Regions from separate parts of the Mus musculus genome. Here region 1 is linked to region 2. A link is a contact called in ENCODE POLR2A ChIA-PET data. All regions are on one chromosome and are shown on one strand. Each heading gives the region's core, a stretch centred on a gene start or an enhancer-like site at or near the end of the contact. The rest is flanking DNA. Distances are from core to core; before and after follow the strand shown. Region 1 holds the start of Ell (elongation factor RNA polymerase II). Region 2 holds the start of Lsm4 (LSM4 homolog, U6 small nuclear RNA and mRNA degradation associated).

Evidence for each region. ChIA-PET counts read pairs that join two places held with the same protein, here RNA polymerase II (POLR2A).
Region 1: POLR2A ChIA-PET joins it to region 2 with 16 read pairs in embryonic stem cell. The contact joins the promoter of Ell here to the promoter of Lsm4 in region 2. POLR2A ChIA-PET finds 5 or more read pairs at or near these places in 4 of 5 experiments (Patski and embryonic stem cell).

What each region holds. Positions count from the first base shown.
Region 1 is chr8:70,537,606-70,541,328 of GRCm38, forward strand. It overlaps Ell (elongation factor RNA polymerase II), which reads left to right and starts at 2,070. Exons shown (of 12, transcript NM_007924.2): 1 at 2,070-2,236. The coding sequence starts at 2,102. It overlaps Gm51534 (a long non-coding RNA gene), which reads right to left and starts at 1,924. Exons shown (of 2, transcript XR_003947400.1): 1 at 1,863-1,924.
Region 2 is chr8:70,671,801-70,675,712 of GRCm38, forward strand. It overlaps Lsm4 (LSM4 homolog, U6 small nuclear RNA and mRNA degradation associated), which reads left to right and starts at 1,431. Exons shown (of 5, transcript NM_015816.4): 1 at 1,431-1,657. The coding sequence starts at 1,655.

The DNA of each region.
Region 1 (3,723 bases), core at 820-3,319, 130 kb before region 2:
TTCCCAGCAACCACATGGTGGCTCACATCCATCTGTAATGGTATCTGATGCTCTCTTCTGGTGTGTCTGAAGACAGCTACAGTGTACTCGCAGACATCAGATAAATATATCTTAAAACAAAAACAAAAGTGTCCACAGGTAAGCAGTGAGCAGCAGTAATTGATGCTGATCATCACATGAGTAAGAGAAGCTGTTAATTACACACACCAAAATATTACATAGTCATCAAAAAGGAACGAAGCTCTGATTCATCACCAATTGATGATCCTTGACAACAATCACACCTCAAAGGCCTCAGGTTGTAGGACCGCACTATGAAATACCCACAAAGACAAGCAGATCAGAGTTGCCAGGTGACAGAGAGGGAACAGGAAAAACTGCAAATGAGGACCAGGCTTTCCTTTGATAGAAATATTCTGGAACAGTCAGTGGTGTCGGTTGTGCAACATTGAGTACGTGTTGGATGTTGCGTTAAGAGTTGTTTATTGGAAAACCAGCGCGTGACGTGTGGGATATTCATCCAGTTGTTGAACTTTTAGCATCAGACATAATCAGCACTTCATCCTGTTTCCACAGTTCTTGCCCTGGTTCTGGGGATCCCCCCTATTAGCTGGACCGGGCAAGCCCACGCCCACTTGGTTTATGTAACCACGCCCACCACAAGCCTCAACAGACGCCCACTCCGTCCTGGTGCGAGCAGGCCTGGCACTTGACCCTCTGGAGAGCTGTGCCTAGACTCCACCCAAGGAACGCGGAAAAAAAGCATAAATATCAAGCTGAAAGGCCCAAGTTCAAGTGTTAAGGGTTCATGAGTAACACATGTAGCGGCGAGGTTAGGAGCTTGGAAAGATGGAACCGTCAGCTCTTATACTTATGAGCGGGTGGGGAATAGGCCACGTCGGTCAAGCGGTCAGGGATCTTAAGTCAGTTGGGTGGGAAACCCTTGAAAATTGGTTTTTGAAACGCGGCAGCGGCAACTCCTGAATAACTCAGCTTGCCCAGCGGCTGAGGCTTCTGGGGAGGGCCTCGGGAGCTTGGGGTCTGACTATGTAGCCCAGTGCATGAACTGAAGTAGGGCAGACCCTGCGACTGCGGGGGGCGTATCAGTTGGGCGTTTGGCGGGCAAGCGGTGGTCTGGGAAAATCAGCAAGCACGGGGTGGGGGAGTGGCCACGCCTGCTTCATGAATAATACAGCAAGTCGGTAGGCGGGCTTTACGGGAGTTTGGGGGCGTGGCCAAACGCGGAGCGCTTGGGGAGCAGTTCCTCGGTGACGCAGGGTTCCATGGGCGTTTGGGGGCGTGGCATAGGGCTGGTAGAGGAGGCGGGCTTCAACGCGTGTAGGCGTGGCTAAATATGTTTCTTTAAGGTGATTTTTTTTTCACTGGGGGCGGGGTGGGCTCGCTGCATATGAGTGACCATCTAGATCTGGCTGGCAACTGCGAACAAACGTGTTCGTCGTCGCGGCCTGGCAGTCTACCAACACGTCGGAGATCACGGCCAGTTTCTCATAAATAACACACTCACGCGACAGGTCGCGAGGCTGAGAGGGCTTTGCTGGGTTTGGGATGAGGATGGGTTTCCTGCAGTCTTGGGGTCGAGGCTGCCTTCGTCTCATGAATAATGCAGGAGGAGTCGTCAGGTAGGAGGAGCCTGTCTGTGAACTGGCGCACGCGCATGGGAGTTGTTTGCAAGGGAGGGAAGTTTCTTAGAGAGCTCTGAAGAGCTGTTTTAAGGCTATGACTGGCCTCGCGAGACCCTTAGGGAGTGGCCAGTTGCGCTGTGGTTAGTTTTTGAAGGCGGGTTTGGAGCGCGCGGGAAGGCGTGGCTAACCTCTCTTCTTGAATAATACAGCAAGACTCACAGTCTCCGGTCCCGAGAGCGGGCCTGTAAGTGCTTGGGGGCGTGGCCATCTGTGCGGGCCCGAGGCAAAATGTTCCTCAGCTCTGTCAAAGAAGGCACGCGCGCCCGGAGTGGGGCGTGGCTATGCTGGCCTCATGAATAATGCAGCACGTCGGCGGGCGGCGCGGCGGGGCGGGGCGGGTCAGGCCGGCGTGCGGGCGCAGTCGCTGAGGAGGGGGGCGGGGGAGTGATGGTTGCAAGATGGCGGCGCTGAAGGAGGCTAGGAGTTACGGGTTGTCGTGTGGGCGCGTGAGCGACGGCAGCAGGGTGTCGGTGTTCCACGTGAAGCTCACCGACAGTGCTTTGAAGGCTTTTGAAAGCTACCGGGCCCACCAGGTGAGCTTTGCGGCGTCCTGGCGGGTAGGCTGCGCCGTGGGGAGACACTTGCGGGGACCTGTGGGGGACAAGGCCGCGCGTCCACACCTGGCGATACCTTGACCAGCCCCAGTGACATCCTTCAGGTTGGCTCTACTCTTGTCTCTTTTTTTAAAAATAGGTCCTTTCTATGTAGCTCAGGTTGTCCCTGAACTGACGGCCATCCTCCTGCCTTAGGTTCTTAAGTGCTGGGATGACAGGTGTGTTTGGATCCACTCATAGAAGGGGTAGTTTGACAGAAACTTACTGCCTGGCCCCAGATCCTGCCACTCTTGTAACCCTGTTTCCCTGGATATTTTGGACAAGGCTGTTGTGTTTTTCTCACCGACGGAGGTGGTTGTGTTAGCCATGGGGGCTTCCTCCCCTGGGCACTCAGCAGGAGGCAACTGTAGCCACCACACTTGGTCTCTCCATTTTCCACTCTTCATCTGGGAGAAATTCCAGGCTTTTTGGTACTGCCTCCTGGCTTGGGAGTGGGGTTAGGGATCCTGGCTGTGTCCCTCTTTCCTGTGCCTCACTCTGGGTCACACCTTGATGCCCCACCCAAGCCACGGTATCACCCTGCATCCATCCACTGAGACAGAAGTTGCAGGACCCCAGGGGAAGTGGCTTGAGGGTTCATCTTACTAAAGTGACTGGGGTGTTGAGTCTGTGTCTGGGATGTGTGTTTGCCTGTGCTGGCTCGGGGGGTGTTGACGCGGTCGAGTGAACAGAGAGTAACTAGGAAAGAATGTGGTTTTCTTCCTGCCCAGGACATGTGCTGCACCATTGGCCAAGCCAGGAATTTATTCCCCATTCAGTGATCTGGGGAGCCTACCTCTTCCTGCATGTCTTCCCTTCACTTCTTTGAGCCACTTCCTGCCCGTGCCCGGGTTTTAGTTTTTTCCTTCCTAGAACAGGTTGAATCTCTTTGGAAAAAGTCCTTCTTCCCTTGTCAAAAGGGGCAGAAAGTGCCCCTGCAGGTGAGAAGGAAGAGGTGGTGAGGATTTGGGTGGCAGCCACTGAGTGACCAGCCCAGCCACTCTTCCTGGTTAGAATTCCAACCTGTAGTCTTTCCCCTTGGGCCATTCTGACTAGTCCTGGAGAACCAGGGCTTTTCTCAGAAACAGCTGGGCCAGAGCATGAGTCACTGCTGTCAGGTGAACTTGGTACCTGGTGGCAGTCGCTGGCCCTTGCTCTGCCACCCCTACAGCCTTCTCCAGCACCGCTGTCATACTGTTATTTTTAATTTTGCTGTGCATTACATCCCCTATCGAAGCCTGGTCTTCCTCTTGTGAGGGCACTTGTGGAATTGCAGGCCACTGTGCTCGGGCCCTGAGGAAGCCAGTTGTGTCTAGCTGTTTGACTACCAACCATAAGGGACTCTGTGTCTTGTGGCTGACAGCATTCAGTTTTGGGACAGTCCAAACCTGTGTTTATCTGGAAAGCTGACAGGGCACTTACTGGCA
Region 2 (3,912 bases), core at 181-2,680:
TTAGAAGAGCCCTGGGGAGTGTGCCAAGGGAGTCTCCCGGGTCAGAGGATCCCAACAAGTGAACTCATCGCTAACATTCTGTACCAGGGCCTTTCAGCAGCTTGGTCAAACAGCTGTCCTGCTTGGGACAGCTCAGGGTGGAGCTCTGATTCCATAACCAGTAGCCAAAGAAAATAAAAATAAATAGAAGGGCTAGGAGATGGCTCCATGGGTAAAAATGCTTCCTGATGAGAAGGCTAGGCTGACTTCATGACAAGCTTCAAACTGGCAGTTAAGGAGAGGTGGCCTAAATCTGTTTCCAAGAACTGGCCAATTCCAGACAAGTCCAGGCCTCAGAAGCTGCCCCACCACCTGGCCTGAGGCAAGGACAATGGGTAAGCAACAGTTTCCAGACCTCCCCAGTAAGTTTCCAGCCCCCGCAGCCCTGCCATGGAACGTCCATAGAGATGGACCTCACAGATTAACATAGAGGTCACCTGCCCCGGAATTTCCTAATGTGCTTTAAATCAAACCTCCAAGTTAACATGGGTGTCTATTTTGGTAATTCGAGACTCCAGCATGCTCAACTTCTGCATAATAAGACACTCTTTGAGTTTTCATACTATTTGAGTCCGGAATATCATTCTTTGGCACCCCTACTGGGCAAGCATGAGAACCTGAATTTGTAGCTCAAGAAGACACATTAAACCATGGTGGTGCACACCTGCAATCCCAGCACTCACTAGGATCTCTGGAAGGTCGATACCAGCCTGGTCTACATTGTGTGTTCAAGGCCAGCTAGGGATGTACAGAGAAACACTATGTTCCTCCCAAAATGATAATGATTTTTTTTAAAGCAAGGATTAAAGCTTGATGGCCCACAGTGGCCATCCAGCAGTGGAGAAGCCGAGTCGGGGTCTAATGCAAGTTCATGATCGGCTAGCTTCAGCTGCCACAGAAGCCCATCTCAAAACAGGAAAATCCCAGAGATTTGTTTTCACTTCCTGTCGCCAGGGAACGCCAGACCTGCCGTTCGTGTTCAAAGATTCTATTTGAGTTGGTAAAGACAAAGAGATCCATAAGGGCAAGAATGGAAGGCTAGAGCTGGGCAGTGGTGGCGCACGCCTTTAATCCCAGCACTTGGTGGGCAGAGGCAGGCGGATTTCTGAGTTCGAGGCCAGCCTGGTCTAGAGTGAGTTCCAGGAACAGCCAGAGCTACACAGAGAAGCAATGTCTCGAAAACAAAACAAAACAAAACAAAGAATGAAAGGCTAGGAGCGCAAAATAGGCACCGCGCGACTCGCATGCATTAGCCAGCTTCGCCCACAGTGTGGCGCCGAATTAGGCGCCGAACCAGATCCAGGAGAGCACCTCTGCGCAGGCGCCCTTTCCCAACATACACCCCGTAGTGGGCGTAACTTGTGCTGCGGCCTTTTGCGTCGTTCTAGTGTCGCACTTTACGGCTACCTCTCAATCCCACCGTAGAAATACGGTGAGGCCGTCCGTCTTGTTCCGTAGGTACCGCCCTAGCCCGTCCCGATTGGATAGATGTCCGTTGAGCTGCTCGCTGATTGGTCATAGTTTCTGCCAGTCTTTTTCAGTCTGGGGCGCGCGGTGGGCCGCCGGTGGGAGCGCGTGTGTCTGTGCCGCGGCGGAAGTTATCGCTGCAGGGAAGATGGTGAGGGCCGCGAGGCGGAGGGGCGCGCGCAGGGTCTTCGGGCTGCTGAGAGATGGGGGAAACTGAGGCCGGAGTGACCGGTGTCCCTCCAGGGCCCCAGACGGTCACCGTTGGGGATTTATCTCTTGATGGACACGGTTTTTGCGACCGGAAGAGGGACTATGATCGTTTCCGGGGCTTGTCACCGTCATTGATAGGAAAGCTGCGTTTCCGGGAAATGGGCGGGCTTAATGGCTCACGTGGGCTTCGTTGCCCTCTTGATGCTTATCTGGTGTCTGACCTCAGCTGCCCACGCCTTTGGCTGGAAATCCAGCTCAGAGAGCGGGTTGATTCTCTCCCTGGGACACACAGCATGTCTTGCTCAGGAAGAAAGGATTTTTTTTTTCTCCTAGTTTAGGCTCAGGCCTCCTCAGTTTGGGGACTCTTAGACCTGGCATAAACAAGTAAAGGAGGCCAGGTTTCCCCCTGCTCTGTCGAGGGGCGCGTTGGCCTAAGTGAGGAGAGCCACATATTCCCATCTCCCCAGTTCTTGATGGTAGGATATTTGGTTTGTTTTTTGGTTAGGCTTTCTGATCTGAACTGACATAATCCAGGCTAACCTCAAACTCCTGATCCTCTTGCTTCAGTCACTGGAGTATGGAAAGGACACGTGTATACTCCACATTTGAGTCAGGATGTGAGGCAGGGTCTCATATAGCCCAGGCTGCCTTTGAACTCCATTTGTATACATGCATCACTGTGAACTCCTGACCCTGCCTTTACTCCAGAATGACCCTGGGTTTTGTGGTGCAGGAACTCTAGGCCTAACACATGCTAGGTAAGCACTCCCCACTGGGTGTACCCTGAGCCTTCCTGAAGGGATGGCCAGGTGCGTCCAGGACTGGACACCCACCTCATGCAGGTGCGCACAGACACTCCCATATCTCTGCGGTCAGGCTGGTACAGGAGTGTCCCAGCTGAACATTCCTGAACTCAGAGCCCTAGACTTGGTTCTTTAGCTATCTCATCTACACACTGGATCCCAGAGAGTCTGGATGATGGCTGAGAAGGAATTTCCCTTCCTGGAACTGGCTCCTCTAATGGGAGGTGCTGGGACTGGATTCCAGAACGGGTGGCTATAACACCTGCAGCTGCTCTGTGTAAAGCTATGTCTCCTCCACTCAAAAGCCTGTGACTATCCCAGCTCCAGCCTCCCTGTCTGCCCTGGCCCATTTCACTCTGAGCTTTTTCTTCCTTCATTTTGGGGAGACATTCCTAATTACTTCTTTCATTCCTCTCTCCCACTGCACACACAGTAGGGGAGTGGGGGGTTGTGGTGGCCTGTCCCTACACCACACTTTTCTTACCTGTGGCACTGGACAGGATGCACCTGTGCTGGGTGTCCCCACCCCTGCGTGTTCAGCAAGTGTTTACTGCTCCTCCCTGCTGCAGCAGAGCCCACGCCCACACTGACCTTGTGTCTAGCCAGGGAGACTGATGCTAATCACCCATAATTAGAGAGCGGCTTCAGCTGCTGAGCTGGAAACAGGCTGGCAGCCTAGGGTGGCCATTAGGGTCCTGACCACAGGAGGGGACATGCTCAGCAGGATTGGGCAGAGAGTCTAGGGAAGGGCACCCTGGGTGGTGGCTGGGGCCCTGGCAGGAGGAACGAAAGTTGAGCAGTAAGGCTGGACCTTGCCATCGCTGCCTCCAGGCTGTGCTGGGCCATAGCAGTTCCGGAAGAGCTTTGTGTGCCTCTATTCTTGTTTAGCAATGTTTGCCCTTGAGCCCTTGCTGTGCCTTGTATTTGGGAGTTTGACTATTCTATTCCTTTATTGAAACAGGATCTCATGTAGCCCAGGTTAGCCTCACACTGTAGCCAAGGATAACCATGGCTCCAACTACCTGGAGCTTAGCCATAGGATGCTATACTGTGGCTCTTTTCTGCTGTTTATTTGAGGATCAGGGTGGACACCATTGTCACTGATCACCAAGGCCACCCACCCACCCACCAGCCATTTTCACAAAAGTCATCCTCTGCCTCCTACCCTTCCAGGAAGCCTCTGCAGGAAGTGGGCTAGAGCTTCACTTCCCTGCCACTAACTCCTCCCCGCCCCTCAGCTCTTCTTGGGAAGGGCCTTGTACTGTAGGCTCCCCCAGTCCTCTCATGACCCAAAGTCCCCATGCTGGGCATGATGGCCCTGAGGATCTGGGGCTCTTGTTGTTTGTTTCTTCTGTTTTTAAAATGATTTATTTTTATTTCATGTGTTTTGCCT